Regions from separate parts of the Mus musculus genome. Here regions 1 and 2 are each linked to region 3. A link is a loop called in an ENCODE intact Hi-C map of the cell type or tissue named here. Cell type or tissue: heart. All regions are shown on one strand. Each heading gives the region's core, and the rest is flanking DNA. Links, peaks and the distances in the headings are about the cores only. Region 1 overlaps Cdyl (chromodomain protein, Y chromosome-like). Region 2 overlaps Cdyl (chromodomain protein, Y chromosome-like). Region 3 holds the start of Rpp40 (ribonuclease P 40 subunit).

Region 1 (10,123 bases), core at 388-8,387, 110 kb before region 3:
AAGAGTAATTATTTTTGTTTTAATTGCAGTATGGCCTGTTTCAGCGAAAATATTTTCATGAGAACTGTTTTTTTAAACCTCCATTTAGAATACCTTTGTTCAACAGATAATTTAACAAGACAAAACGTTGTCAAATAAATTGCCACTTTCATCCTTTCAAATGGTTGGCTATATTTAGATGCTGTAAAATTTAGCCTTTCTCCAATTAAAAATAGGAGCTCAAAAACGTTCTTTCCCACAGCTCTTAATGTTTCAAAATATACTCTGCCTTTCAGGGACTTTAAAATTCATTTCTTCAGTTCATTACTTGGTTTTAAGTTTATTTCACTGTTTACTTGTAAACTTTAATTTCAGTAATTGGCATCTGCCAAAGGCTTCAGAAGTTACAAGTGGTGTGTGTGTGTGTGTGTGTGTGTGTGTGTGTGTGTGCATGTGTGCGCATGTGCACACACACGTGCACACACATTCTAGGAATTATTGGCTTCTGAAAACCTTTGTTAAATGTTTTGCTGGACCCACTATTTTAAACAAAGAAACAGTCCAGGTTTTAAACATCTCATCTAAAAGGGACCAAGTCATTTTTATGATACTCTGATTGACTTTTCAAAGTAGTCTTTTGAAGGTCTACCTGTGTGTGCAGCAAGAAGAGGCTACATACTGTTAAGATGGAGTACTTTGTTGTTGTACACACACAACATACCTACTGCATTCAACTACCTACCTATCTTACGTACATATGAGAAAATTTGTGTTTGTTTGAAAAAAAATATCACAAAATCCAATAACTGTCTGCATTGAAACATTGAACATTTAATACTGTGAGGTTTTTACCTTGCAGGACAGGATTCAACAGATCTTCTGTAAAGGACCAGTGGGTCGATTTCATATGCTCTGTCACACATACTGATCTGCTATGGTGCCCCAAGGATAGCTGTTGACAATCCCCAAATAAGTGTGTGTCTATGCACTGAGGAATGGTAAACATTCCTTTACCAACACCAAGATAAGAATTTTTATACGTTTTATGCCTAATAATTTATATATTTTTTTGGACTTTTCCCAGCCACTGAAAGCTGATACAAAGCAATCTTACCCTAGGGGCTGTGCCAGCCAGAGCCCAAGGCAGGTGGCTTTGGCTTGCAGGTTACTATTAGTGACCCTTGCCCTGTGGATTAGGTGAAAATGTAGAGTTAGTATTGCAGTTGATTCTCTCGTAGAGAACTGGGAATGGTCTGGTGTTGTCTACATCAGTAGGGGCCATCATTCCATGGCAGGACATTTCTGGAGGAAACAAACACAATTAATCAGAACACGCTGTTTACTAACTAGAAAGTGGGACTTGGCAAACATTTAAATGCCGTGGTTGTAAAGATGTAAACGTCATACTGTACTTCATATCAGTTTTGACTATTCCCTTCTTTAAAAGTGGGTATTGAGCCTGGTGGTGAGGCACATGCCTTTAATCCCAGCACTCAGAGGAGTTTTCAAGGTCAGCCTCGTCTATAGAGCGAGTTCCAAGACAGCCAGGACAACCCTGTCTTGAAAAACAAAATGGGGGAAGGGAAAGGAAGAAAGAAAGAGTGTATTATGCTAGTTTAGAGTCTGGCTCTCATGGGTCCATTGTGACACATATGGACAGATATGCAAATTACACAGTCATCATTAATTTGCTTGAGCAATGAAAATACAATTCTTGTTCACTAAGCCTGTATTTAATTTTTTAGGTTATTATTATTACGGTAGCCTATTGCCAAATGAAAGCAATCAAGACAAAGAATGGATTTAGACCATAAGTGAGACACATGAGAATCCACTCTGTTGATAACCCAGTGGTCCCTGAACTGGAGAGTGCTGTCACATGCTCCCTTTATGGTAGAGAGTGTATGCTGGAGGCACGTGGGGTTAGGAAAAAGCAGGGAAAAGTGGCTTACTGCTGGTTGGCTGCAGGAGTCTGCTGATGTGAGACATGCTGTACAGACAAGATTAAGACAGAAGATGCAAGACCTACTAGGTGCAAACCGAATCCACACTACCTTATTTAATGCAACAATGAATCATAATATGTAATTAAAAATGGAAAAATATGAAGGCGAACCCAGTTTGGATAATGTGACAAGAGGTGTAAGACTGCCCTTGGCAAACCAAGACATAAGGTTAGCCTATTTAAATCCATAAGACTTAAGGTTAGCCTATTTAAATCCATAAAATCAAGCGTTTCTGGAGTCTGAATGGTTCTTCTCTTGTTTCAATTTGGTCAGCAAAATAATGTGGTTCCTGCAACAGTCTCAGAACCCGATCAAGCGTCCCCTGCAATTCAAGACGCGGAGACTCAGGTACAATTGTCTGTTCCCTATTTAGTAGACAGCATGAACTGCCCATGGGTGTCAGTAAGGGTCTTTCACCTGTGTTCTGAACCAGTGTACCTGGCATCTGGGAGAAGCTGTGAGTTTTTGATTCTCTCAGATATAGGTTCAGTAAGTACTGCACATCAGAAACTATAGCCTATCTATTTTTAAAAGATTTATTTTTCTTTTCCGTGCCTAGGGGGTGTGTACGTGCGTGCTTGCGTGCGTGCGTGAATCCCATGTGTAAGAGGCCAGAAGCAAATAACAGCTCCCCTGCAGCTAACTAGAGTTACAGGCAGTTGTGATCTGCCTCTGTAGCTGCTGGAGACTGAACTCAGTTTCCCCTGAAAGAGCAGCAAACATTCTTAACCCCGAGCTGTTGCCCCAGTAGCACTCCTGTCTTTTATCTCATTACCCATCATTCTCCTTTGTGTTCTCCATGCAGCTGCTGTGGTCCCCACTGTGGTAAAGTGGATTTGTCTGTCTTCACCAAATCTGTCTGCCAGCCTAGTAGATGTCACTCTGCACTTCCTATTGAAGTTGCGTTTGCTGTGTTTTGATTGTTTCTCTCCAGGCTTCATGTGATGCCGCAGGGTTCATTCTCGGATCAAGTCTGTGTTTTTGCCATGTCCCTGAGACTTGTGAATGTTGGTTGAGGGTTATCTGGAGCTCGGGGCAGCAGCCTTCCCATTTGCTGGAACTTGTGCCAGTGCACCTGAGTCTATCGTTTCTTCATGCACAGCTTAAGTTCCGCCTCAGAAATACCTTTCCTTCAGAGTCATCTGGGATAGAGAGTTTTTAACTTCAAATTTGCATTTGGGCGGGCCAAAAAAAAAAAAGTCCTCTAAGGTTCAGTTGTGTTTTAAAAACCAAGCAACACTTTCTTGGTCTCTAAAGAGAGGGTAGAGCATCTCAGATCAAGCCCCTAGCTCTTCAGGGTAAAGGTTGACTCTGGAAGCAGAGATAATGGTGGGGTTGCAGGGGAAAGGGGGAGTTCTATTCTCAGTTCTGTGCCTGATAAACAGGATCCGACTGTAATCCATCAGGAGAACACATGATCAAATATGGTAAAGCATTCGGGACAGCAGATTGGTTTTTTTGTGATTTAGATGGTTTTGCATAACAGTTTCGCAGAAATTGGAGTGTTTTCTTACAGCAATTAAATATGTTTAGGGTTACTGATAATAACCTCTCGCCCACGAGTCAGTTTAAAAATGCTTGCTTGTGCCAGGGTCACTTGCCTTTTTTCACAGAGTGGGAATGCCCTTTTTTGACAAATTCGTAAACAAGCAGTCATCTGAGAGCAGCACACAGCTTATTTGAAATGTCATCAGCAAAGTTCTTCACAGGCAAGAGTCGCATTGCATTGTGACCAGCTGCCCTGAATGTCTAGTGCATCGAAAAACAAGCTGGCTGACCAGGAAAGGAGCCTCTCTAGGGACTGTTAGCACCTGACTGCATTCTGCCTGTGCTTTGCCCCTTATTTAGTTGTAAGACATAGTGACTAGTGAGGGTCTTATGTCTCAGTCACCTGGGAAGCTCCATTTAGCTTCCTCTCTGCAGCAGGCTGAGACTCTTGTTGGTAGCTCCTTCAGCCTCTTGTAAAGCTAAGAGTCAGAGGGTTGAAGGTCATTGTATATTCCAGATATAAGCTATTCTTTGGCTTGTTGAAAATAACTTGATCAGTTTTCTTAAGCAGTTGTCATTGAGTAACAAAGCAAACTTTAAAGAGCTGCAATACATCAGGTACCAGTTGTCAGCGCTGATACTGTTATTGATCCAGTGTAGGTTTAATCCCATTTGCCTTAATGATGGCCTTTCTAAGAGCATTCTGGTTGTTTGGGGTCATCGCTAGTGAAGCTCTTGTCTTATTCTGTCATCTTGCCTTGAAGCTCTTGAAGGCAAGGGTTGTAAAATAATGGCATCAGGACTGTGTGAAGCACCATTCTGTGGTACATTTCATGATGATGTTAAAGTGTGAGAAGCCAATTACAAAAACAGAGATCATGCTGATTGGACACAGTGAGCCTTCATGGAAGTATACATCGCAACTACCTGCCAAGTACAAGAACTTTTGAGGTTAAAAGAATTATAAGCAGAAAGCTGTGGACGTGACTGTTACTAACAGACAGCGTGTTTATATGGAGCTCTTTCCTCCAAGATTCTTAATGATCTTAGGCGTTCTCCTCTATGTGCTTTGTTGGGAATTAATTGGGGATTGTTATACTGTCTTTCTCTGGTGTGTTTGTGCCTAAACATCACTGTGTGAAGACTGTTCCCAGACTATAAAGCCAAGGAAGCCAGTGTTCCTCTCTACTATCCAGGTTACATAGTTACTGTTCTGTGCCTGTTACCTGCTAGCCCCATGTCCAGTGAACTCGGAAGGAAGCAGAGCCTGCGTTGAATGAGCCTCATGTGTATGGAAACTACTGTGTTACTCTTTTGTTGTTGAAAGTGCTCTGCAGTTAGAGAGGATATGGTTTGAGAGGGAGGATAGTGTCCATCGATTTTCCAGTAGCAGAAGGCACGGCAGAGGCAGCAGGTTGAGGAGTGTGCTTCTCTGTTCACTTTCTGCTTTTCTGTTATTCAGGACTCGGTTGCCAGGCAGTGCAGGGTGGGTCTTCTGTCTTCAGTTAAACCTCTGAAAACTTGCTCATAGGCACACTTATAGGTGTCTCTCAAGTGACAGTGAAGTCAAGTCGACACGAAGCTTAACCATCACAGCCGTAGAAGATACAGTCAAAACAGAAGTAGCCCAGGCAGAGGATCCGAGGGGCAGATCCTACACTGCTGCCACACTGGGTGTATTAGCTGAGTGACTACAGGTCAGTCATTTGACATTAGGATCCACTGTCTCATGAATATATAGATAAAAATAAAAATGTGTTGTGTAGGTAAGAGGGAGGGTGTTGGTAAAAAGCCGCTATATGTGCAGATGGTGCTAATAGCTCACTAACTAATAGCTGTCTTTCCTCGGTGTTTGCTTACTGAAGCTCCACTGTAAAACTCCAAGCCAAGGGCCAGATGTGCAGTTCATTCCTTGGCAAATTCAGCAAATATTTATTGAACACAGAGGTGCTGGTCTTTAGGGCTATAACAGAATTTTAGACAGACAGGGCCCTCTTGTCTCGACTCTGATGGAGCTGTGATTTATATCATTCACATTTTTATGTATTTTATTAAATGCTTCGATTTTGTGGCACTTGGCTGGAAAAGCTTATATTTTATTAAAGCTTGTGATAGGAGACTGGTTTTATTTTTCTATTCATTACTCTCTGAACTATTTATAAGAGCAATCCTTTTTGATTCCATAAGCATCTTAAATTTAAAACTGTGGGTTCCTTTCCTTAAGAATTGCACAACAGTCCCAACATTTACAGTGGTGCTTAGAACACCAAATGTAATCAACTTGGTAATGTGTTAGTGTGCATTAGCAAACAGGGAAAAATATGCCATCAAGGCCACTGAGTGTGATTGTGAAAAGCACACACTGGACCTTAGCCCAGTCAACAGCAACGCTGCATTCATGGTGAGGTAAAACATTCCCTAGGGAGAGTGAGGGACGGGGCTGCAAATAGTTTGGAGGGCTGGCAGGATGGCTCAGCGCTTGCTTTGCAAACCTGATGACTAGAGTTCAGTGACTAGAGAGCTGACAAGGAGTGGGGAGGTCTCAAGAATACCTGCCTTTTTAAAAAATTTTTTTTTTTAAATTTGGAAGGACAGGTATCCAAGTGACCACAATAGCTGTGTCTGAGCATCCAGCACCAAGACTGTGCTTTATCCTATGACAGCCAGAACTGTCCATTGATTGACCCATCCTTTAGTTTTGTGGTAACAGCTATGGGTGTAGAATCAGCACCTGCTTGGCAAGATGGGCAGTCTTTACAATTGGGCCTTGCCACCCCTTCAAAGCCAGAGAGGCTCTTTTGCTAGAAACAGCCTGCACCATGTTTGAGCTGGTGTACACATTCTGCAGCCTTGGGCTAATTTAGCTTAATTTCCTTTTAATTTCCTTTAGTTTTCTGTCTGAAATAGATGGTAAAATGGTAGTGAAATTCAAGCTGCCATGTGCATTTGGGCTTGGGTTTAGCTCTCATGCACTGTTCTCATAGAAGTGTGAGCACCTTGCTGGACTACGGATCCTCGTGCAGGGACTGTTCAACAGGCTGCCTCTGGATATGATCAGGAAGCAGAGCCCTGGTCTTGTCGGTAGTTAAAGGTCCTTTCTGAAACGAGCCTTCCCCAGCTCTCCTTTCCCTCACGTGGGGGAGCTGCCAGATGGAACTAGGACAGAGGAGCTAGAGACAAATTAAGGCACTTCCTCCCTGTGGATCTGCTGGACCCTGCATCCACCTGCTTCTGCATAGCTGAATCGCTGTAGCTATGCATGGGAAGAGTCATGGGAAGTATGTGGCTTCTGGTCCTTGGTGGATAGTGAGCTGTGGCCTGGGGAGCCCTAAGAGATCAGATTCAAACGGCTGTGGTAGCCATGTGCTGGTCAGTGCTGTATCATTCCCTTATCCATCCATCCCTCCCTCCCTCCCTCCTCTTTGATTTTTGGCCTGGCTGGGTCAGTTTCTAGGTCTTTCTCTCATGAACGGGACTCATCTGATTGTTGAAAAGTGTTAAGGGAATTTGTTATGTCTTGTGTTCCTGAGAATTGGGAGTTGGGTTTGAAGGCTCAGTGATACTCATGTTGACCTTTCAGCATGAGGTGACACTTCTGCCAGACCCAGAGGCAGATTATGTTACTGGCAGGTGCTGGTTGATGGGTGTGCCATCTGCTGTGAAGGGTTGTGCTCGCCTTGAGTGACACCAGGCACCGGGCAGAGAGCTCCTTCCCCATTGAACTTGTGCCTCTGCTGGCTGTTTGGACATATGAGGGTTTTCTGGGCTTATCCTCTCTTTAGTAGTAAAATGGTTTTGCAATGAAGTGTTTCAACAATTGAAGTAGGGCTACTTTTAAACCAGTTTTCAAAGTTCGTACAAAGTTAAGTAACAGGTCAAGACCACTGTCTCCCTGCACCACTGTGGGCTTACACTGTTCCGGGTGTGACAGGTCTGCTTTTATTGTTGTTGAGCCCGTAGCTGCGGGAACCTTTCTGTGGTTTTTTTCATTCCTCTGATGCCGCCTGTCATTGGCTTTTCTCACAAGTAAGGTGGTGCAGGCCTTCCCTGTGCGTCTGAGAAAGGTAGTAGCTGACTGGTAACCACCGAGCACTTGTGTGTGTGGATCCCGTTTGTACTTCATGAGTGGTCTACATAGACAGTTGACCACGCTTCATCCTAGGCTGGCCAGCTGTTTTCAGCTTGACACAAACTAGAGTTTCCTCTGGAAAGAGGAAACTTCAGTTGAGGAGATGACTCTGTCAGACTGGCCAGTAGCGAAATCTCTGGGGCTATTACTTGATTAATGATTAAGGTGGAAGGGTCCAGCCCAGCCCACTGTAGGCAGTGGTATCACTGGGCAGGTTGTCCCTTGCTGAATAAGACAGGAGAAGCAAGCTGTAAGCAGTGTTCTTCCTAGTAGCTGGTTCTATTCCTGCCTTGAGTTCCTTCCCTGACTTACTTCCTGGTGAACTATACAATAAAATAAACCCTTCTTCTCCCAAGTTGCAATAGAAACAAATGAGAAACCTCATAATAACCCCAGGATGATGGCGTAAAATAAGGCTGGCAAAGCTCAGAGGAGTGAGGAGACCTGAGCATTCATTCTCTCTCTCTCTCTCTCTCTCTCTCTCTCTCTCTCTCTCTCTCTCTGTGTGTGTGTGTGTGTGTGTGTGTGTGTGTTTGGGAGGGGCGTCAGACTGAGAATATAGTTCAGTCAAGCTCCCAAAGTGCTTATCATCGTTCACAGCAAGCCTTCTCCCTGCCCCACCCTCCCTCCCTTGTTTAGTACCAAGGATAGCACAAAATCCTCTTACCAGTGGCACTGCCTTCTTGCTGACCTGCTGGCCCTCTTGTAGATTAGGGCTCTGCCTCTTGCCCTTCTTCCCTATGACAGAAGATCTTTTCCTTCTTTGTACAAAGAGCAGCTACCACCTCTGTGTGCAGGATGGAGCCAATCCCCTGTTGATATAGTGTCTTCAAGCATACCCAAGGCTTTTCCTCCCTTTTGTCCGGTGTTCCAGGAGAGCTTACATGTCACCTCTTCCCTTACATGCCTTCTTTCTTATGCCTTGGATCTGCTCTGTTGACATCTTAGTTTTTCCAAGCACCCAGGCGTCCAGCATCTCTGGGGATTTGTTTGGCTTTCTGGGAAACATTTCTGTTCCTGGTGAGCCAGCTGAAGGGCACATTCCAGGGCTCTTGGAATACAGTCCTCTGTGCATGTGAGAATTGACCTGGCTTTGCTGCGGTCCCTTTCAGCCTACACGGGTGTGGATGATTAGCCCTCAGGATGCACTTGGCCAGGGCAGCTGAGCTTATCGTCAGGACATTCTTCCTCAGGCCAGTCTTCTGAAAAGTCAACTCTCACAGTTAACTCTTTAGTCATGGGTTTGTTCCTAGCAGGTCAGGATTAGTATTTAGGAATCTTCCAATACCCAAAGCCTACACATACTATGAGGCACACTGCTCCCTGCCCCTGGCAGTCTTAGCACATGAAATCTTCCATGGCTTAACATTTGCTCACTTGAGAACATTTGCTGTGACAGAAGATGTGACACAGAATACTTCTAGAAGGAAGAGGATGGACACACGCACACATGCATGTGTGGACAGAGAGATGGCCGAACAGACTGACTGTGCATGCACATTAGGACACACACAGCTACCAGGTAGTCAAAGACCATGTCATTTGACTCATTTTGATGAGCCTTACTGTGCCGAGTGCTCCACTCAGGTTCTTTTCTGAAAGGCCATCAATTTTAATGACTTAACGGCACAGGTGGGGGTCTGTGCCTGCAATTAGACACAGGTAACCCTGTGTGCAAAGGAGCCAGGCTTTAGAATCTTGTTTTTATCGTGGCCATGCACGGTTTCTGATGTTCAGACATGGTTCTTGGGTTTGTTTTCTATTTGCTTCCAGGAAGGGCAGCTTAGACCTGGCTGTATGCTCAACTTCAGGCTGTCAGGGACGCTTTTGATTTCATTTCTGGCACATGAAGCTACTGAGATCTGACCTGCGAGCATACCACCCTTAGAGTCCCACCACAGGTGTGCAAAGCACTCTGACCTGTAGCAGTGAGCTTATCACACAGCTAAAGAAGAAGCCAATAAACAGGATGACATATGATGTGTGAGATATCTATAAATGTTCAGAAAAATAAAGGGGAGGGACCTGATGTGCCAGAATAATGCTTGATACATTGGGTGAAGTCCCGAGGTATTAGACTGCCTGAGAAAGGCCTTTGGAGAGCTTGAAGGAAGAGAGGGGAGTGAAGGAAGGACTGCATGGCCGAGGAAGCAGAAAGTGTAGAGGCCCCAGCCTGGGACAGCAGGGGGTGTCCAGGGATAAGGAGGGACCAGGGCCTGCTGGGCTTTGGGAATGTAGTGCCATGGTCACAGAAGATATATAAAGAGCACAGTGTGATTAATGCACAAGTACTGCTGGAAACAGTGTGGTACCCTGAGCCTACAGGCACTGGGGGTTGTCGTGGTGGCTAGAGTAACAGACCTGGGGCAGAAGAGAGAAATGAGAGCCCAGAGCACCAGCACTGGAACCAGATGAGGAAGAAGGCGGGTAGCCGACGAGGTAGTCTGTGCCCAGTCAGCTTACCGCTCGCAGGAAGTCAAGGTGCTGCCTCTGTGGGATACCTTCAGCCAGCACCTGCTAC
Region 2 (10,123 bases), core at 1,972-9,971, 120 kb before region 3:
GTGAGATCACTAGGAGAAAATATAAATGCAAGTGTAAATTGTGTCGTGTCAGATTTGCCTCCAGAGGGGTGGGCCGCTCAAGTTCAGCTTGTCACCGGGTGTTGGGCCTGTTTCTATCGTCTTCGTAACACACCTCACCTCAGTTTTCCTTCCATGTCCTTACCTTGTAATTTTTAAGTGTTTTCTGTTGGGTATTTTATACTTTTTGTTATTACTTCTTTTGGATAATGAATTGCTTGCTTCGCATTTTATATTTTTCCCATTTATTATCAGCTCTTACAGTCTTCAACTTTATTAGTTCTTTGCATGGCCAGGTACATCTTGATGATTTTTCTTGCACATATTTTTTTTTTCATGATGGCTTTTTTAAAAAGGTGTGTTTTGAGATACGATCTCATGTAGCCAGGATCTCATGTAGCCAGGCTGGCTTTCGGCTCACCAGGTAGCAGCAGCTCACCTGGTCTCCTAATCCTCCTGCCTCTGTCGTCTGAATGCAGTGCTCACAAGTTACTCCTGATTCCTTGTGGGAATGTGTTAGTTTTGCCTTCCTGCCTCCTCCCCTTGCTTCCATGAGAGTGACCCAAGCCATGTCTCTCTAACTGTAGCCTGCTTTTACACACTCTTCCTTCCGTGTGCATGGCGCCTTCCATCCCCCACTGAGCAGGACTTAGCTCTAAGGGCAGTTCCCAAAGGGTTTCCCAACTAGAAAAAAGTAAGTGCCTCTAATTAACTTCTTAGAAGGTGCTACTTGTAAAAGTCGTTTGATATGCACGTACTCTGTCATGACTGCCTGTGATCATATGGCCTGTACGACTTCATAACGAGTTTCAGAGTTCGTCAGTTCCCATGTCTGTATGTCGTGATGAACTGTTTAGACCTGAGACTTGGATTTCATGAATTACTTCCACCTAGCATACACTAAAGCCTACAAATTCCAGTGCTAACTTGAGTGATATCCTAGTGTGTGGGGGCTGTAATGATAACGTGGCGTCAGCTGAGTGGCTTATAGAGAGCAGACATTTATTACTTCATAGAACTAGAGGCAAGAATGCTAAGTTCTGGGCACCAGCAGGCTTGGTGTCCTGAGCACCTTCTGGGATTCATAGATGATGCCCTTTGCCTGTGTTCTTAGATGGGAAGGGGATAGGCAATTCTCAGGGGTCTCCATAAAGAAGGCAGGAAGTCTTTCACAGGGTGGAGCTTCCTTCCTAACCTAATTGCTTTTTAAAGGGCCCACCTTCTAATGCTATCATATTTGGGGTTAAGTTTCATTGTGGTGTTTTGGTAGGCAACATTCTCACCACAGTAAGTGGCCATTCACGTCCATTCCCGTGTCCATTCAGTTGCTGCTAGAGGCTCTCTTGTACCAAGTGAATTGAAAGGGGACCAAATGCTTGCTGTTTATGGCTGGTCACCCACACGGAGACCAGCACAGTGGGAGCTAATAATGATTCAGGTTTGGGTGCCCTCGCTCAAGAGCCAACCCCGGAGACTTCTTATAGTTGGTATTATCCAAGGGTCATTCCTGCAAGTTCTTGAGCCCTTAAGAAGGATTTCTTCTAGGAGTATGAGAAGGATAAAGCAGAAACTATGCAAAAACATTTCCATGTTAACTTATGTAGTATATTGCTTTTTTCCTTGCTATGACCAGAGAATTATGATCAAATATGTATTTGCATATGTATTTATTACAAGCAACATAATAAAGTAAGGGTTTATCTTGGCTCACATTTTGGGGGAGGAGGGGTGTAGAGTGAGGTGGAGAAAGCATGGTGGAAGGACTCTGTAAGTAGAGAGAGCTGTGTGGGGTGTCTGTATGTTTGTGTGTGCACATGCATGCAGATACCACAGCAGCCAGAAGAGGGTGTCATATCTGGAGTTGGAATTACTGTTGTGAGTCACCTGATTTGGGTGTTAGGACCTGAGCTTGGGTCCTTTGGAAGAACAGCAAGTGCTCTTAATCACTGGCCTATTTGTGCAGCCCCTGCTTTCTCCTTTTTGTTTAGCCCTGGACCCCAGCCCCATGGATGGTGCCACCCACATTCAGGGTAGGTCTTTCCTCTTCAGTTAAGGCATTCTGGAAAGCCCCTCATAGATATGGCCTGGGCTGTTTGTTTGGTGCTTTCTAAGTCCCATCAAATGACAGTAAAAACGAACTGTTACACTACTATGGCAGGAGTAAAATGGGAACAAAGTCTTGGTGGAAACAATTGATTTGAATAGAGCATTTGACTTACTGATGGTTTGTTGGTTTTGTTGTTGTTTTCTTTTTAAAGTCCCTCTGCAGTGGTTGTGGTTTGTTACCATAAACATAGATTGATCCCCATTCCACCATTCTCTTCTGGTCCTGTGGCAGATTCTTGATCGAGGAGCAGTGCTGGCCAGCATTCATTGCCCTGACCCTCTTTGTACTTCTGACTATTATGACAATCTTAGATTTTAAGGCCAGCTTTTAATTATACAAGCACTCAATGACATTATTCTTGGAAAATAAAATGTAAAGAAGCCTGATGCTCCTTTTGGTTCTGGCCTATGACCTCGCGTTCCTTCCAGACAGCTCCCCACTTGAGTCAGTGTTGGTTTCCTGCGGCATTGCCAAGCAGACTTGCTGTAGATCATCATTCCCATTGCACTTTGACTGCCACTCTGTTTTGTTCCATCTAAGTGTTTGTTTCAGTTCTGCAGTAAACAGTTCCTTCTTCAGAAATCATTTCAGTGTCACTAGAGCATGTGTGATGACAGAATGCTGTGCAGTCTCAGGTGTGCCCCAGACCTATTGAATCAGAACTTGTGTGTTAGTAGGAATTGTGTTAGCATGCTTGGAAGGCACATTATTTAGACATAGAAAGTGCTCAGTTGCTCAAGGACAAGGACCTGTGCTCCAACCCGAGAACCTGTATTGAAAAGGGTTGGGGAAGCAAAGTAGGACATGGTCCAGCCTGTAATTCTGTTGCTGGTGGTCTCGGGTTCATTGTCAGCTTAGCCTGTAAAAGAAGAAAAGTAGACAGACCGCTGAAAACTGTTAGAAACAACAAATAAATTATTCTGGTACTGAAGAAACAACAAACGAGGCAAAAGTATCTTGGCAAAGTAATTCTTTTTGTAAAAAGTGTCCCAGAACCTAAACCAGTCTAGCAGCACACCAGCGCCAACATGGCTTCCTTTTTGTAATTGCTGATGCAGGTGATGACTTTGGTGGGAGCTCTGATTCACAGCGTGATGGGATTGGTTAATTGGGGAAGAGGAATGTTCAAGAAGTGAGCTCTTGCCGAGGTTATTCCGGCCACAGCGTACTTGAATATGATCATGTTAAGTGCACACACAAAGGGTCTAATATTGCAGCCTTTCCCATCAGCCAGATGCTCTTCATGTTGCTGTGGGTAGACCTGTGTCATCCTTTCCTTAGTGTTGCCTGACTTTCCTTCAGTGGTCTGTCCCTCCTTCCTTTCCTCTTGCCCCCCTCCCTCCCTCCCCCCTCCCTCCCCCTTCTTTTTCTTTTTCCTCTTAGAGGTCCAGTAAGGCAGTAAATTCTCAGGGTGAATCAGATGAAAGTACCAGGAGATAGTCAGATGGAAGGGTGTGTATTAAAGGGCCTGCCAGTTGCCGCCCAAGTGTGGGATCAGTTTGAGTGTTAAGTTTGTTTTCTGTGGCTATGGTTGCATGTTTCTTATTGTGTGTAACAAGGGCTTAATTACTACAACTTTGTAAGTTTTCATCTCAAATTGGCGAGCTCTCCCCCTGCTATTATAAAAGTTCTTTTGGCTTTTCAGGAAACTTCGTGTTCTCATATAGAGATGCTGAGTTCACTCTGCTGGGCCCTGTGGGACCTTCAGGGGTTTTCATGGTAGGAACTTGCATTGAATTTCTGCATCATTTTGAGTGAACAGTCTTGTTTGACTACTGATGGTTTAACACGGATGGTGTGTCTCTCTGAACTTGTTTTTAAGCCCTTTGATGTTTTGTGGCTAGGTGCATATGTGCATATATTTACAAGTGTATATGTTGTGTTGCACTTTAATCTACTTTCTGTTAGCGCCTCCTTCCTTGAAATTTTATATCCATGTTGTCTGCTAGGCTGGGGGTTTCCAGGAAGGGCTGTTCAGATAGGCTTGGTAGATAATGTCGCAGGTTTCATGCAGGTACTGGGAGTGTTCCAGGATTTCACTATGAAGTGAGTGTGTTCCACGTGTCTGGAAGATACTCTCATGTCCACACTTGCTGGTGAGGAGGTTGTTTGCTGCCTTTGAGGGGATGAGTGGGCTTGACTTTGAAGACACGGTTCGCAGCTCCTTGCTTGCTATTGTTGGATCCTCTTAAATATCTAATGTTGAGCTGCTCATAGAGTTCCCAGACCTGCATCTCTCAGGTGTCTGGGATGCTTTGTACGCTGAGGCACCTGTGATTTTTTTTTTCCACCAAAAGATTGAGTTTGCTACGCTGCTTGTTTAGGAAGTTGGTTGTGTGTGAGATATTTCTGCACCATTCTGGTTTGCTTTATTGGTGGTTATTACAATCTTACTGCTTGTCTCTCTGTTTTGGGAAAATTTGCCCAGAGTTTCTTTCTCAGACTCAGAGTAAACAGATTTGTTGACATATTTTGTGTTTTGAATAAAACTGTACATTCCAGTTATTTTTAACTTCTACATTCTAGCAAACTATAGAGAATAAAATGTGTCCTAAAAATACTGGACTGACTTTTTTAAAAAGACTTATTGTATTTTCATGTGTGTAAGTGCTTGGCTGCATGTATGGATGTGTGCTGCATGTGTACCTGGTACCCTTGAAGCGTCAGAAAAGGGCATTGTATTTCCTGAAACTGGAGTTGTAGATGGTTCTGAGTCACCATGTGGGTGCTTGGAACGGAACCAATCCCCAGTCTTCTGCAAGAGCAGCAAGTACTGTAGTCGCTGGGCCATCTCTCCAGCCCTGGGAAGACTGGGAAGTCACTGACTTGCACTTACTACAGCAGTGGTTCTCAGCCTTCCTAGTGCTGCTACCTCTTAATACAGTTCCTCAGGTCATGGTGATCCCCTCCCCACCATAAAATCATTTCCTTGCTACTTTTTAACTGTACTTTTGCTACTCTTAGGAGTCATCATGTAAATATCTGTGCTTTATGATGGTTTTAGGCGACCCCTGTTAGCCAAAGCTAGGACTAGAGATTGCTCTGGCAGATGTGCCAGCTGCCATTCCTGTGAGAAGCTTGAAGGAGCTCATGCAGAATGATAAATAGGATCCTAGGTAATGGTTTTTCTCCTAATGCAGGCAGAGTGAGGGTAGTAGTGCAGTGAGCATTCCCTTGGTTCCCTTGGACCGTGGATCATGACGTCGGTTTCATATATGTGTGCATACATGCATGCATGTGTGCATATGTGCATGTGGACTGTACCTGCCGTCCTAGAATGGTGATGCAGATTATACACTGATTGCACACTTCTCTCCTTTCTGTGTTGTTTATGGTGGTTGATCCTCAGGACACACAGATAAACAGGATCATCTTGAAAAGCAGCTAACCATGGAGAGATCTGGGTTTCCCATGAGGGGATAAGTGCTCCTTCGGTAGGGAGCTAGACATGCGTGTTCTCAGCAGCTGTAGTGGATCTTTGTAGCATTTTTGTGTGCCTGGAAAGTGATTACTGAAAAGATCCATATATCTCATTTACTCTTGTAGGGCCAAAAAAGATGTTAAAGTGTCTTAAAAAATAAAGTTCTACCAAGAGGTGACTGGGTGTCTTGTTCTAACCTCAGCACTTTAGTGTTTGTGCTGGCTGTGCCAACTAAACCAGGCTATGCCATGAGTTCCCCCAGTAGATTTTCTTCTTTCTGCATCATCAAGTTCTTCGGGATCCTAGTACACCTTTTCTGGTGTCTTCTGTAAATAAAATGACCCTGCACTCACCACACTGGACACTCCCTTGATCCAGGAGAAACTTCAGCTGCCTCCTGCAGCCTTTGTATGCCTAACTTTTGACAGGCAGGAACAGCAGGTGGCACCCTCTAGTGGTGTAGTTTTAAATATCAACCCTTTAGGTCCTGTCTGTGACTGTCCTCATTACCACTGTCACCCATGCCTGTCAGAGTGGCTCCACCTCCCATCACTGTCAAGGCTACAGGGTTTCCACATCTCTACCTCTGCCATCTGGCAAGTGACCCCTAGTTCCCTCTCTTTAAAATGTCACTTCTAGTCCCAGCCCGGCCTCTTTCAGTTTTCAGTAGCAAGGTGTTCCTCTGTAGATGACTGTCGCTCAGCTCTACTTCACCTCTTCAGAGTAAGAAGGAGCAGGAGAATGCTCGCCCTTTGCCTTGGGGAGAAGGAGTTCAAGAGTCAGCAGAGCTGGTACAAGAAACTCCTGGAAATAGTTGCGGCTGGAGCTGCACTTTGAGAAGTTAGAGCAAGCAGCTGCAGTCTTCCTGCAGTTCCCCCAAGGTGTGTTTGAGATCATTTAAATAGAAGGTACTGCTTGACTGACAGTCCTGTCTGTGTTCAAGGGAACCAGAACACCGTGAATCCCAGCTGTCAATTGGAGAGTCCAGATGTCCCGCCCACTGACATGCTTTGCTTATATATACACAGGGAAGTAAGCATCACAAGGAGTGCTTACAGTAAGAGTTTATTAATTCTAGTATTGATGTTTTAAAGCAGTTTAACAGTATGTAACACCAGCCACTTGTTCAGTGGGAAATGGGTCTCTACCAGTTTCAGTTCCTCATAAGAAGAGACATGATAGACACGGACACAGGAAGTTGTGTGAGGGGAGACAGGATCAGTGTGCTGGGTGAGTGAGTGCATTGGGAAGTGGTTCAAAATGATGTCCGCAGGCGTTTCAGATCCTGCAACCGTAAGAACATAGTAAGTAGGTGGTGAGATACAGTACCATGCCCACACCGGACTGAATGCTATAGTAACAAGGCTTTGCCTCACACCCAGAGTGAAATCTAGAGTGTCAGAATGCTCCCGAATCTTACTCCACTCTTGGCACACACAGTCTTGGATGTCAGTAGCCGCGGGGTCAGCTTTTTTTTGTGTATTCTAGTTGCGCACTAAATTATATTGATCTTAATGATGTGAGGTAGAATCCCATCTCGCCTCAGCACTATTAATCTCTCTCTCACCTGTTCACCCCAGTGGCTGCCAAACTCTCATGGTCCGAGCAACAGGTCAGAGATGTGAAATGTAAACCAGAGGGCAGTGATTGCCATCACTGTATGGGAATTCTTTAAAGTGCCCCCGTTTTCCATGTGGTATTAAAATGTGTGGTTTAGAAAATGTAATGCATATTCCTTTGTGAGTAAAATGGGTTTACACTGCCCATTGCAAAATCACAGACATACCATGGTCTGACTTACTTTTCGTTGAGCCATAACCCAAATTTCAGTTGTTGCAACATCTTGTTTGCCACCTGTATTCATTACTTTTCTATCGCTGTGATAAAACCATGACCAAAAGCAATTTAGGAAGGAGGTTTATTTTGGCGTATGGTTCCAGATGGAGAATCTGTATTGATTACTTTTCTGTTGCTGAGATAAAACACTGACCAAGGCAGCTTGTAGAAGAAAGCATGTAATTGGGCTTATGGTTTAAAGTATTAGAACCCATAATGACATGGTGACAAACAGCAGGGAGCTCACATCTTGATCTACGAGCAAGAAGCCCAGAGCACACTAGGAATGGTGTGAGTCTTTTGAAACTTCAAAGTCCATTCCCAGTGACACACTTCCTCCGTTAAGGCCATACCTCCTAATCCTTCCCATACATACAAACATACATACATACACACATACACATATGTATATGTATCAAAGCCTGTCCGCACGGCATACTTCTTCCAGCATGTTTCCATATCCTCCCCCAAGCAGTGTTGTCAACTAGGGACTGAAGGTTCTAAGATAAAAGCCTGTGCTAGACACTTCCATTCAAACTACACCACCACCTTTATTGTTTCCTTATTTAAGAAATAAATCAACTTCTTTTTACCTCTCCTTTTAAAAATAAACTCTAGAATTAGAGTGGAGTCGTGGAAAATCACCCAACAGAAATCAATGTCTAAAACACATGAATAGACAAGGCTCACTTCAGTGACCATGAAAGTGGCCTTTTTTTTTTTTTTAAGTTTAGTTATTGAGAAATTTAACACTTAATTAAGTTCACTTTGGTTTTGAGGGGTCCAGAACCATTGGGTTTATATTAGACTGCAGTCTTTCTGTCAGAGAGGCCAGAGAGCCCGCCCCACAGACTGTTGTCTTTTATTATACTATCAGTGTTTTAGTATTTATTGCTTTAGTATTCTTAGTAATCTCATAAAATCAGCAATGTGAACATCAAGAATTGACTTCAGAATTAATAGGTGGTTAATTTCAGAACTTCAGAATTAACAGATAACAGGTGGTTGTGAGCCACGTGACATAGCTGCTGGAAACTGAACAGGTCTTGGGCAAGAGCACCACACAGTTAAGGGCTGAGCCATCAAAATGTTATTTATTTTGATCACTTTTACTTCCTAAATCTGGAACTTGTAAATCACCATTATTGGTAAAGCTTAAGATTTCTGTGCTGGCCACAAATGCCACCTGTGACTACAAAAGTAGAAATGAATTCTCCAGACCCACTGTGGGGTTAATGATCTGTGTGTGCTTTCAGAGTTTCACCTTCCTAAGAGGAGTTGGAAATTTAAACCGATATGGTCCTCATTTGCTCCACTTGACTGTTCTTCCCTCTGGATTTTAAAAGTTTTATCCCCCGGTCCTGGAGATTGGTCGTTCTGCTCCTTTTTAGACATGCCACTTACTTGTCTTTGTGTCACTGCCAAACTTGGCTCTTGCACGTGACCCTGATGAAGGTTTCTTATTATAATTGCTGTTGTTTGGTTAGTGTTGTTTTCTGTCTTAGACAAGGTCTCTCTGTGTCACCCAGGGCTTGGGCGTTAGAGTCAAATGCCAGGATTACATGTATGTGCCACCATGCCTGGCAGATACTGACACTGCTCATTAAAATGTTTTTAATATGTCAGCAGTAGAAGAAAAGTAGGAATCTAAATGTAATGGAGAGAGAAACAGGTTTAATCAATATAACAAAAGGAAAAAGCAGCAAGGGACACATGGCTTGGGGTTTGTCCCTTTATATGCTATTCATTAGTGTGCCTGAGAGGTGAGAAGGTGGTAGCTTATGGTTACCTCTGTCTGTCTCTGTCTCTGTGTGTGTGTGTGTGTGTGTGTGTGTGTGTGTGAGAGAGAGAGAGAGAGAGAGAGAGAGAGAGAGGGAGGAGAGAGAGGGAGGAGAGGAGAGGGAGAGACAGACAGACAGAGACAGATTTGGTTAGATTATACAATCAGAGATTAGATAGTCTTAACAGTAGCTGGAGACTGGACAGGCAGTGGACCCAGTAGCTGTTTACTCTGGAAGCCTGTGAACAAGAGGACCAGTGGTACAGTCCCCATCTGGCTGAGGTGTAGTAGTTCCCTGGAGAGCCAGTACCCATGCAACATCAGATGCACTTGGGAAGACTGGAGCTTGCAGTGCTACCTGGTTTCCTCTTCCACTTTCTTTCATCTAGGCCCCAAGCCTATTGTTTGATGTTGCCCACATTTCAGACTAGCCAGTTCTCTCCAGACACGCCCTTGCAGGCAACACCGAGATGTGTGCTTCTCTAGTTTTAGGCATCTCTTAATCCATTCCTATGTCTAGTGCTCTACTAGAGATGAGATGGTCTTGTGATATGTGTGCATTGTCCTGGTATACTAAGAGAGTTGTTTTTCTCAGGGGTTTGGTGTCCTTGGGGTGGAACACTGGGTGTGGGGTGCTGACATGTGTCACTCCCACATCTTCATGGTAGATGATAAAAGAAGGAGGCAGGAATGCTATCTGACCCATTCTCCTCTGAGATCCCAGTTTGTAAGTAGCTGACACTCCCTTACTGAATGGGTAAGAGTCTATATAGATAAGGTGGGTAATATGAGGCTGTGGTCATAACGGGTAATGACCAGTACTATCCGTTGTACTGTATTCAGTACTTTATAAAGTAATTGTTAGATGGTTTTACCCAGTGCCATATTCTTACCACATTGATGGCAGATGGAGCTAACTATGTTGTGAATAAATTAGAGGTGTTACATATAACTTCCAGTA
Region 3 (10,123 bases), core at 1,009-9,008:
GGCTTCTTCTCTTTGAAGGACCAAGATATTCTTCTGTACTTCTTAGAATCCAGGTTAAGGGATAAATCCATTAGGTCAATGGAAATGACTTAAAGTAGAAAGAGGAATACTTGTTTCATTCGAATTATACAGAGCTTACACTGTAGAGAAATGTCTAAAGTTTTGGTAAGTTGGTAAGTTGTACAGATTGTGTTCATCAAAAACATATCCCTCAGCGGGCTATTTCTAGTGTTGAGAGCTGCTAGCTATAGTTGGTTTAAATTCTTTAAGCCCTTCCTAGATCATAGATCAGGTACCTGTGTCTGTGCTAGCCTTAGTTATTGATGTCCACACCAGAGAGTTTCCTCAAAACCAACTCTTCACTTGTGAATTTCCACTGCTAATCACAAAGAATCTGTGTACGAAGCACATCAAGTTGTTCCTCTTCACTGCATACAAGGGGTAGTCCAGTTCTCCAGCCCTTATAAAATGTGGTGTACAGCCAAAGAGGAACAATTTAACAGCACCAACTAATCTAATCCCCCAGGAAGTGCAACCAATAGCTCCTTGAGTCAGGATTTCAAAGATAAGAACCATATTTTTCCGATTAGAGATCAGAGGGAAGGCATTCACGTTTTGTTACAAGAAAACTGACTTGCTAGGCTCCAGTGGAACGCATGTAATACTTACCAAACTTCATACTTTTTCTGCCAGAATACCGAGATGGACGACCTTGAAGTCCGGTTTCTTCGTAAGTATCTTTATCTAGTGATAAAATTAATTTCCCTACAAATCAAACAATAGTTCTTCTAAGAGAGATGTTAAAATATGGCTGGTGTTCTCTAAGAAAGCTAGACATCTGAGCAGTGAAATGTCGGGGATAAGAATACACAAAGAACTTGTCTATAGCACACTGATATTATCTAGCAATGTACCCAACTGGTCTGGAACTTTGCTCTGTAGTTGAGGCTGGGCTCAAACTGGTGGCAATTATCCTGCTTCAACCTTCCAAATACCAGGATGCAGGTGTGAGCCACCAGGCTTGTGGTATTATCTACCATATATACATATATACATATTACAATAGCAAAACTAGAAACAATTAAATTTGTATGAAGGAAAGAATGATCAAACTGTGGTCTGTATAACTTCAAATACTGTCTTTAAATTTTAATTTAGTTTAATTTAAATATGTATTTGTATGCCTGCTTGTAAGTACACCAAGGAGCCTGTGAATGTCAGAAGAGGATGTCGGATCTCCTAGAACTTGAGTCGTGAGCTGCCATGTGGCTGCTGGGAACTGAATTTGGATCCTTAGCAATGACAGGAATCACTCTTAGCTGCTGAGCCATCTCTCCAGCCCCTACTTCAAATATCATCAAAACATTTAAAAGCTCTATGTTAAAGCCAGGCAGAGATGTGCTGGTTCATGTGTGTAATCCTTGCACTTGGAGAGCTGAGGCAAGAGAAATGATAATCTGAGGCCAACCTGGTCTACATGGCAAGATCCTATCTCAAAACAAAACAAAAAGTTCTAAGTCACAACCATCTGCACTGAAGCAGGAACATGTCTATGTTATACCCCTTGGAAAATAAGACTACTGAGAAACAATGTCATATAACCAATGTTAAACATTTGATGCTTACTGGTGCTGGTAAAACACGTCTTTAATCCAAGCACTCATGAGGCAGAGGCAGGTGAATCTTTTAGTTTAAGGCCAGCCTGGTCTACAGAGTGAATTCTAGGACAGCCAAGGTTACATAGAGATACCTTGTCTCAAAAACAAAAACAAACCAAAAAAATGTATGCTTATAAATTCTTGAAAGATAAACATCAAATGGTTCCATCTAAGAAGGAACACAAAGATAGGCTTCATTTTACTGTTTAGAGCTGTATGACTTGACTTTTAAAAAACTATTATTTGCCGGGCGTGGTGGCGCAAGCCTTTAATCCCAGCACTCGGGAGGCAGAGGCAGGCGGATTTCTGAGTTCTAGGCCAGCCTGGTCTATAAAGTGAGTTCCAGGACAGCCAGGGCTATACAGAGAAACCCTGTCACGAAAAAAAACAAAAACAAAAAAATTATTATTTTATTATTTTTATGTATATGGGTGTTTTATCCTCATGTTATGTCTGTGCACATGGATGTGTCTGGTGCCTATGGAGGTCAGAACAGGGCACTGGACTCACTCAAACTGGAGTTACAGATAGCTGTAAGCTACCAAGTGGGACTGAACTTTGGTCTTCTGGAAGAGCAGTCAGTGCTCTTAACTGCTGAGCCATTTCTCTAGCCTACTTTTTTTTTTTTAAGCAGTGCTATTTCTTTTCTAATAAAGAAAGGAAGAAAAAAAAATGAATGCTGTCACCATTTGGTAGGAGAGCAACAGTATTATCCTCATCAATACTTGTATTGTATGTTAATGCAGAGAATGAACCTGTAAGAAAAATCAAGAAAAGTAATTAAGTAACTAAAGTAGCACAACATTTGTTTATGAATGGTTTTCACGTGACAACGAATCTTCCAGGTAGGTAACAGGCAGCATCTACTACAGCTCTAACTCATTCAATAAACCCACTACACCCCAGAGATACACTGGAACATATACATGCAAGGCTCCAGCTAGACCACCCCAGGACTCAGGCCACATTCAGGGGCTTTTTGTGCAAGTTTCCTATCAACAGGTTGAGAATGGGCTCAGAACAGAACCTGTAATCTTGGGGATCCTAGCAGAAAGGTGCACATTAAAGAGGCAAGAGGACAAAACACTGATGCAAGGATCAAAGTTAATATTCAGAAACTATTTGAGAAAGTTAATATTCAAAAGCTACTTAACCTTCATCTAAAGGGATTCCACCTACTTCCCTGAGTTATTGCAAGGGCTAATTAAATTTGGTAAGATATTTAGCTGCCACCTAAAGAGGACACAGGAAAGAAAACGACAATATGGCCGGGTGGAGAAGTGATACACGCAGCTGATCACATGATCTAACTTCCATGGGCCCTTTTAAAGACAAGGGAAGGACCCCAATATTTTGCTGCGATCTTCCGATAGCTCTTCATCTTGTCTTGTTCATATGAGACAGTGTTTCTTCTTACCTTTCTTTACAAAGGTGTTGATGAACTCGTGTGTAATTAATTCATGAAGAGGTAAGTTCTTCACAGAGTAATAGGGTCCAATGTCCATGACCAGGCTTTTTAGCTCTTTTGATAGAAGCCCACATTCAGGAATAAGAAATGAAACCTATTAGAATGTAGAAGAACAAACGAAGTTATATTTTATGAAGATTAACACCATGCTTTTGGAAATGGAATGTCAAAGGTGCTAGTTACTCCTTCACAGGTTTTACTGGGACATAGAAGGGACACGCAAACATGGGCAATGTGATGGTTTGAAGATGCTTGGTCCAGGGAGTGCTATTAGGAGGGATGGCCTTGGTGGAGTAGGTGTGACTTTGTTGGAGGAAGTATGTCACTGTGGGCGTGGGCTTTGAGACCTCATCTAGCTCCCTGGAAGCCAGTCTTCTTCTAGTGTCCTTCAGATGAAGATGTAGAACTCTCAGCTCCCCCTACACCATGCCTGCCTGGACGCTGCCATGCTCCCACCTTGTTGTCCTTATAAGAGTTGCCCTGGTCACTGTTGGAGTGTCTGTTCACAGCAGTAAAACCCTTAGTAAAACACACACACACACACACACACACACACACATACACACACACACACAGCCACCACCACCTACCCCTGAGACAGGGTTTCTCCATGTAGCCCTGGCTGTCCTGGAACTTGCTCTGTTTATCAGGTTAGCCTTGCACTCAGAGATTTACCCACCTCTGCCTGGGTTTAAAGGTGTGCATCACCATCAACCTACTAGGCAACAATTCTATTAATTTCAAGTAAACAGATATCTGACTACTCAAGTTTTTCCTTTCTGCATTTCAATGTGAGGCATGACATTGCAATGGAAGTCTTACTTGAATCTTATTTTTGCATACAAGCAATATATGTTATGTCTTTCACACTTTATAGTCAAGGAAATAGAGTATATATAATTCAACATGCCTTGATTTGCTTATTCTGGAGTCATGAAATCAAAGGAACTCCTCCTGGGATTTAGGGACATTTAATTAGTAAGAAGCTACATAGAAGCAAAAGTGCTCCTGGAAGCTTCCATTTCCTAGACAAACCTAGGTGAGACCAGTTGAGATAAGCGATACATCCCTGACCGCAGGGATGGCCTTTCAACCGAAGAGATGCAAAATCCGCGCGGATTTCAAATGATCCCCAAGTGAACATCTAAAGTCCGTTTCGCAAAGCCCCAACAACCAGCCTTGAGGGACAAGGACGCCAGCTAATCTATCTGAGAAATCCATCAGGCCAATATTTAAGATGTAAAATGCTTAAACCCTTATCATCGTAAGGTAAGTTTATTTGGAGTTCCTCGTTTGTCAAACCGCGTGATGCTTTGGAAAGAGTCACAAGCTGATCCACAGAGATCTGCCCAAACTTAGGGTGTAATTCGGCTACATGTTGTACAGGTCACACTCCGACCGTGCAGGTTACATTCCTAACTCCTCCACTGCCTGCTCGACCCAACACCGAGAGGATTTAATCCTGAACACCGCAGTAACCACGCCAAACTCACAAAAACTCTGCTGTTCCTCATAGGACCGAGCACCGCCCTGTGTTTGGCGCATGCTGGGAATTGTAGTCCTACACAGCGCCAAGAAAAGCAGTTAAGAAACTTGAAGAGACTATAGTTCCCAGCATGCCCGAGGACGATCTCCGCCCACCCTCGCAAGCCGAGGAGGTCTGGCCGGGTGAAACCCGGCGTGGTTCTACCTTAAAGCTCTCCAGCCTAAGAGGGCCGGGTGGACCTGACTCACCCTGTAATTATGATAGTGCGTCTCCACGAGATGCTTATGGCGAGACTTATCGTGGCCGAAGTTGGATTTCTCACAGACCAGTAAGTGCCGAGGCGCCTCTTGCAGCCTGCGCAGCGTGGCCATGTTAAGCAGGAGTCCAGGCGAGCACCGCCTCTTGGCCCGCCTCCCGGCCCGCCCCTCGGCCCGCCCCTCACCCCACCATTCGCCCCTTTCTGACTACACCCCTCCCTCCACCACGCCCTAACCCTTCTTTCTTTCCCTGTCTGTCAGTTCCTGCAGGCACTGGGTCTGAAGGTTCTCAAGAACCTGGCATGGGGCTGGTGAGATGGCTCAGCGGGTAAGAGCATTGACTGCTCTTCCAAAAGTCCTGAGTTCAAATCCCAGCAACCACATGTTGGCTCACAACCATCCGCATCTTAAAAAAGAAAGAAAGAAAGAAAGAAAAAACCTGGCACATCCATTCTATCCCACAGTTTCTCCGTGGAGGAACAGTGCATATACCTGGACAGGACTCAGAGAAGGACTGGACCCTGACACCTTATAAAAAGGAGGAAGATAGGACAGAGGAAAAGCCTAGTATAGTCAGGAAATACATCTGCTTTGCAGCACTGTTTTCCTGACTCCTCATATGGTCTCGTTCCTAATGCTCACCCACCCGCAGGCCCCTAAGTTCCCACTGATCCTTCCCAAAAAGTATAGGAAATTACAGAGGAATATAATATGACATTTCTGCATTTTTACTTCCAACAGAACTTCTTTGCTTTGTTTTTAATTATTTAATTTATTTTTTTCATTTCCAACATTACTATTTTGTGATTTTACTCCAAATCTCAGTTTCTTTGCTGAATTGTACTTCCATGTACACTGTTGCTATCTTCAGACACACCAGAAGAGGGCATTGGATTCTATTATGGATGGTTGTGAGCCACCATGTGGTTGCTAGGAATTGAACTCAGGACCTCTGGAAGAGCAGTCAGTGCTCTTAACCAATGATCCATTTCTCCAGCCCCCATAGCTAATTCTTAAAAGCCATATTGTTGATTTTTCTCATCTATTTTACTCTCTGTGTGTGCACACACATGCGTGCGCACGTGCACGTGTGTGCACAGCAGACTTTCCAGGTCCTTCCTTAGGGAAGATTGAATTAATCTTTTTGCTTCAATCTTTTTTGAGGTCTTAAAGTATTTTTACTAGGAAACTTCTGAAATCACCCAGAATTTTACCTATTTCAGTATCATTGAATCCAGGTGTTAAGTTATTTTGTCTTGAGACAGGGTCTCATTATATATCCTGGCTGGCCTCAGACTCAATATATAGACCAGGCTGGTCTCAAACTCAAAGAGATCTACCTGCCTCTGCCTCCTGAGTGCTGGGATTTAAGATGTGAACCACCACTCTGGGATAATTGATTTTGTTTTTGGAGGACTCCTGTTGCTGTGTTTTTCATTCATGCTTTTGTTTCTGTGTGTGGTGTTGACCTGTGTTGATTTGGAGATGTTTTTCGCTGTTGTTCTTACTGAGCACCCTACTCTCCGAGACTCATTCCCCGGTGTTACTCATAAAGGAGACAACACATTGCTGAGACAGTAACAAAATGGAAGATATAGAAATACACCCAAAGTTACTGAGGTTCAGCAATATATTACTAATAACCATGAAACAGAAATTTACAATACTAATGTAGAATATGCTAGGAATGTAATGATTATGTAGGGTAAATGGGAAAATAGCAAGAAAACGAAAGCAAGCCTAAATGAAAGAAAGAAGCGGGATGAGAAAGTGTGCCATGGATGGAGACATGAAAAGAGAAAGGGTTTAGTGGGGGGAAAAAAACTAAAAGAAGGGGGAAATCTCAATAATAGAAAATCTTAAATAATGAATTATATAAATATAAGAGAAGTAAAAGATAAAAACATCCATTTTTTTAAAAAGGGAAAAGAGTAAAAGTGCTGAATAATAGAGAATGTAAATAATGTAAGATAAACATCTGTATGAGGTGTGAAATGTATGAAAATGTATGCGAGGAAATAAAATGTGTTTAGGGAATGCAACAAAGGGGAAGCAGTAAGAGTGTGCTAAGAAGAAAAAGGGAAGAAGGGTAGAAAGAAAGGGAGAAAGGAAAGCAATGAGATGTTGAAGCAGCCTCTTCCGGGGTACTCGGCATAGGCTGGGAGAGGGTATCATTGAACTTGCAGACTCTTGTCTTGAGCCTGTATTGAGCAAGTGTTATGTGTCCTCCATAGCTGTCTTGTCATTATTAACTTCACCATGTTCATCAGGGGCCTCTGCTGACCACACTTAGCTTTTCAGTCTCTGCTTCAAGTTCTCTCATTCTCCTGAGATTCCCCAGATCATATTTCCCATGGTGCTAATGTTCTAGCTGAGGGTTGGAAAAGAAGAAAGAAACCAGAGTGTGTGAGCAGAGAGCTTGTCTTGTAGTTTTCAATCTCTCTTAAGTATTGATCACCCGCTGGAGAGATGCAGCTGTGGACATCGGGTCATCGGTTGCAGCTTCAGAGTTCTTAGACTCTATGGCTGAAGAATGGTTATTCAAAGACACTGACATTTTGACAAAAAAAAAATTACACAAATAGAAATTGTGGAAATGAAAAAAGTAAAGAATCAAAGTGTAAAGTTTAACCCATAGACCTGATTAAGCAGAGCAAAGGGTATGACGAGGTTGAGGAAATAATACATCCAATTATCAATAAAGAAAATATTGAAAAGGACCATAATATTCAAGAACTCTGAGTAATGATCAAGAGACCAAAGTTAAGAATCTATGAGACAGAAAGGAGCTGAGATCAAAACTAAAGGCATAGAGAATCTATTCAATGAAATTATAGCAGGAAAAAAAACCCCGATTTAGAGAAAGAAATGGACATCCAAACACAAGAGACATTTACAACCTCAAGTAGACAAGGCTAGACCCTTACCATGACATAATGAGGATGTAAAAAATATAAGGCAAAGAAATAATATTCAAAGCTATAAGAGAAAAAAAAAAACACTAACTCAGCTACAAAAGGGAACACAGAAGAATAACATATCTTTCAGTTTCAACCCTAAAAGCCAAGAAGGCATGGAACAATATATAACAAGACCTGAGAATAAATAACTGCCAGCCAAGCTTGCTATATGCAGCACAGTTGTCTTTTACAATCAGTGCTGAAGCCAGTGATATTGTTCAGTTGGCAAACTTCTTGTGTAGCATATACAGATCCCTGGGTTCTGCCCCCAGAAGCACATAAGCCAGGCATGGTGGCAAATGCCTCTGATCCCAGCAATTGGAAGGTAAGGGCAGGAGGATCAGGGGTTCAAGATCACCCTTGGCTATGTAGCAACTTGAAATCAGCAAGACCTACATAAGACTCCACATCAAAAAATTAATTTCATCAAATTAACTTAATCATTGAGGAAAGCCAGGTAGTAAAGGTCTCTGGAGAACAGAGGCAGGTGGATCTCTGAGTTTGAGGCCAGCCTAGTTTACATAGATCGAGTTTCAAGACAGACAGGGCTATGCAGAGAAATCCTGTCTTAAAAAACCTACCTAAACCAACAAAATAAAATCATTGATGAAATGGAGACATTTCAAGACAAGTAAAAACAAAGACAGGTGATGACCACCAAGGTGTCACTCGCAGAAGATGTGTAAAGGAATAATGCACGTGTGTGTGTGTGTGGGGGGGGGGGGGGGGAATGACAGTCTTAGTCATGAGAATGCAGAAAGAATAAACCATGAGAGGAATGTCTGAGTAAAGGAGAAGTAGGAAGGAATCCGTCATGCGAGCCAGCAATCCCTTCATGCTAATGTGGGGAGAGCACAAGCAGTAATCCAAAACAAAAACAAAAACAAAAAAAAACAAAAACAAAAAAAAACCCCCAAAAACAAAAAAACAAAACAAAACAAAAAACCAACAATCAACAACAACAACAAAATCAACCAGCAAAACTAGAGGTCGCTGCATGCAGGGAGCAGAACCAGCCCAAGAGACTTTGGACTTTTGAACAGTATTGAGATTGGTACACACTATGGGGACTCTTGAGCTGGGGCTCAGTACATTTTATACCATGAGCCTATGGGACCAGGAGCAGAATGTGTGTTTGAAAGAGAAATGCCCCCATAGGCTCATGTGCTTGAGCACTCGATCCCCAGTTGGTGGCGTGTTTGAGAAGGTTGTGGAAACTTTAGGAGTCTTACTGGAACTTTTTTTTTTTTTGAGACAGGGTTTCTCTTTATAGCCCTGGCTGTCCTGGAACTCACTTTGTAGACCAGGCTGGCCTCAAACGCAGAAATCCACCTGCCTCTGCCTCTGGAGTGCTGGGATTAAAGGCGTTCGCCACCACACCCGGCAGAACTTTTTATCACAACAGAAAAGTGACTAATACAGACCTGAATGTTAAAAAAAAACAAAAACAAAAACCCGCAAGTCTGGAACTGCTACAGAAAATACAGGTAGATGCTTCAAGATGTAGACACAACCTAGGACTTCTGGAAAGGGTTCCAACAGCATGGGGAATGATCCCAGATATTGAATAAGACTACATAAAGTAAAAAACAAACAAACAAACAAAAACCTCCACAGCAAAGGAAATATTCGGCACAGTGAAGGTATAGCTTGCAGAATGGGAGGAAAGCTTTACCAAATACATTTCAGATGGGGGATTAAGATCTAGAATCACCAGGCAGTGGTGGTGAACATCTTTAATCCCAGCACTTGGGAGGCAGAGGCAGGCAGATTTCTGAGTTCAAGACCAGCCTGATCTACAGAGTGAGTTCCAGGACAGCCAGGGCTACACAGAGAAACCCTGTCTGGAAAAACGGAAGAGGAGGAGGAGGAGGGGGAGGGGGAGGGGGAGGAGGAGGGGGAGGAGGAGGAGGAGAAGGAGGAGGAGGAAAGAAGGAAGAAGGAAGAAGGAGAAAGGAAGAAGGAGATCTAGAATTTATAAAGAACCCCAAAAGTTAAACACCAAAAAGTCCAATATATAAATGTGCAAATGAATCAAAAGGAGAAAATACAGATTACAAATAGATATATGTAAAAATATTCCACAACCTTCACTACTAGAGAAACCCAAATTAAAAAAAAAACAAAAACAAAAACAAAAAACCCTACATTGAAATTCTAGGTCACATCAGTCAGAGCAACTGTCATCAAGAAAACAGACAACGAATGCTGGTTTAGGGAAAAGGGACCCTTATACACCATTGTTAGAAATGTAAATTAGTATAGCCACTGTAGAAATCAGTGTGGAGATTACT

What was found. A loop is a pair of places that touch in the nucleus more often than their neighbours do. Peaks named below come from ENCODE experiments on the same cell type or tissue, not always from the same donor. Only the 100,000 strongest peaks of a DNase experiment are listed, where the experiment ranks them.
Region 1: a loop joins it to region 3, with 2.1 times the contacts of the local background. A loop is called at or near these places in 3 of 42 quality-filtered maps.
Region 2: a loop joins it to region 3, with 2.3 times the contacts of the local background. A loop is called at or near these places in 3 of 42 quality-filtered maps.

What each region holds. Positions count from the first base shown.
Region 1 is chr13:35,787,843-35,797,965 of GRCm38, forward strand. It overlaps Cdyl (chromodomain protein, Y chromosome-like), which reads left to right. Exons shown (of 10, transcript NM_009881.3): 4 at 2,259-2,333. Among named protein-coding and RNA genes, the nearest start is that of Rpp40, 110 kb to the right of the region's middle. In heart, for the core only: no CTCF peak of the experiment used is centred there; no DNase peak of the experiment used is centred there; H3K4me3 peaks cover 1,042 bases; H3K27ac peaks cover 2,198 bases.
Region 2 is chr13:35,777,090-35,787,212 of GRCm38, forward strand. The region is part of intron 3 of Cdyl (chromodomain protein, Y chromosome-like); the gene reads left to right. Among named protein-coding and RNA genes, the nearest start is that of Cdyl, 120 kb to the left of the region's middle. In heart, for the core only: a CTCF peak has its summit at 6,003; DNase peaks (open chromatin) are centred at 6,132 and 6,782; H3K27ac peaks cover 1,737 bases.
Region 3 is chr13:35,901,344-35,911,466 of GRCm38, forward strand. Rpp40 (ribonuclease P 40 subunit) reads right to left here and starts at 5,004. Exons shown (of 8, transcript NM_145938.4): 1 at 4,861-5,004; 2 at 3,076-3,220; 3 at 2,345-2,413; 4 at 670-765; 5 at 1-88. The coding sequence starts at 4,983. In heart, for the core only: a CTCF peak has its summit at 5,738 (motif pointing right); a DNase peak (open chromatin) is centred at 4,738; H3K4me3 peaks cover 1,602 bases; H3K27ac peaks cover 1,209 bases.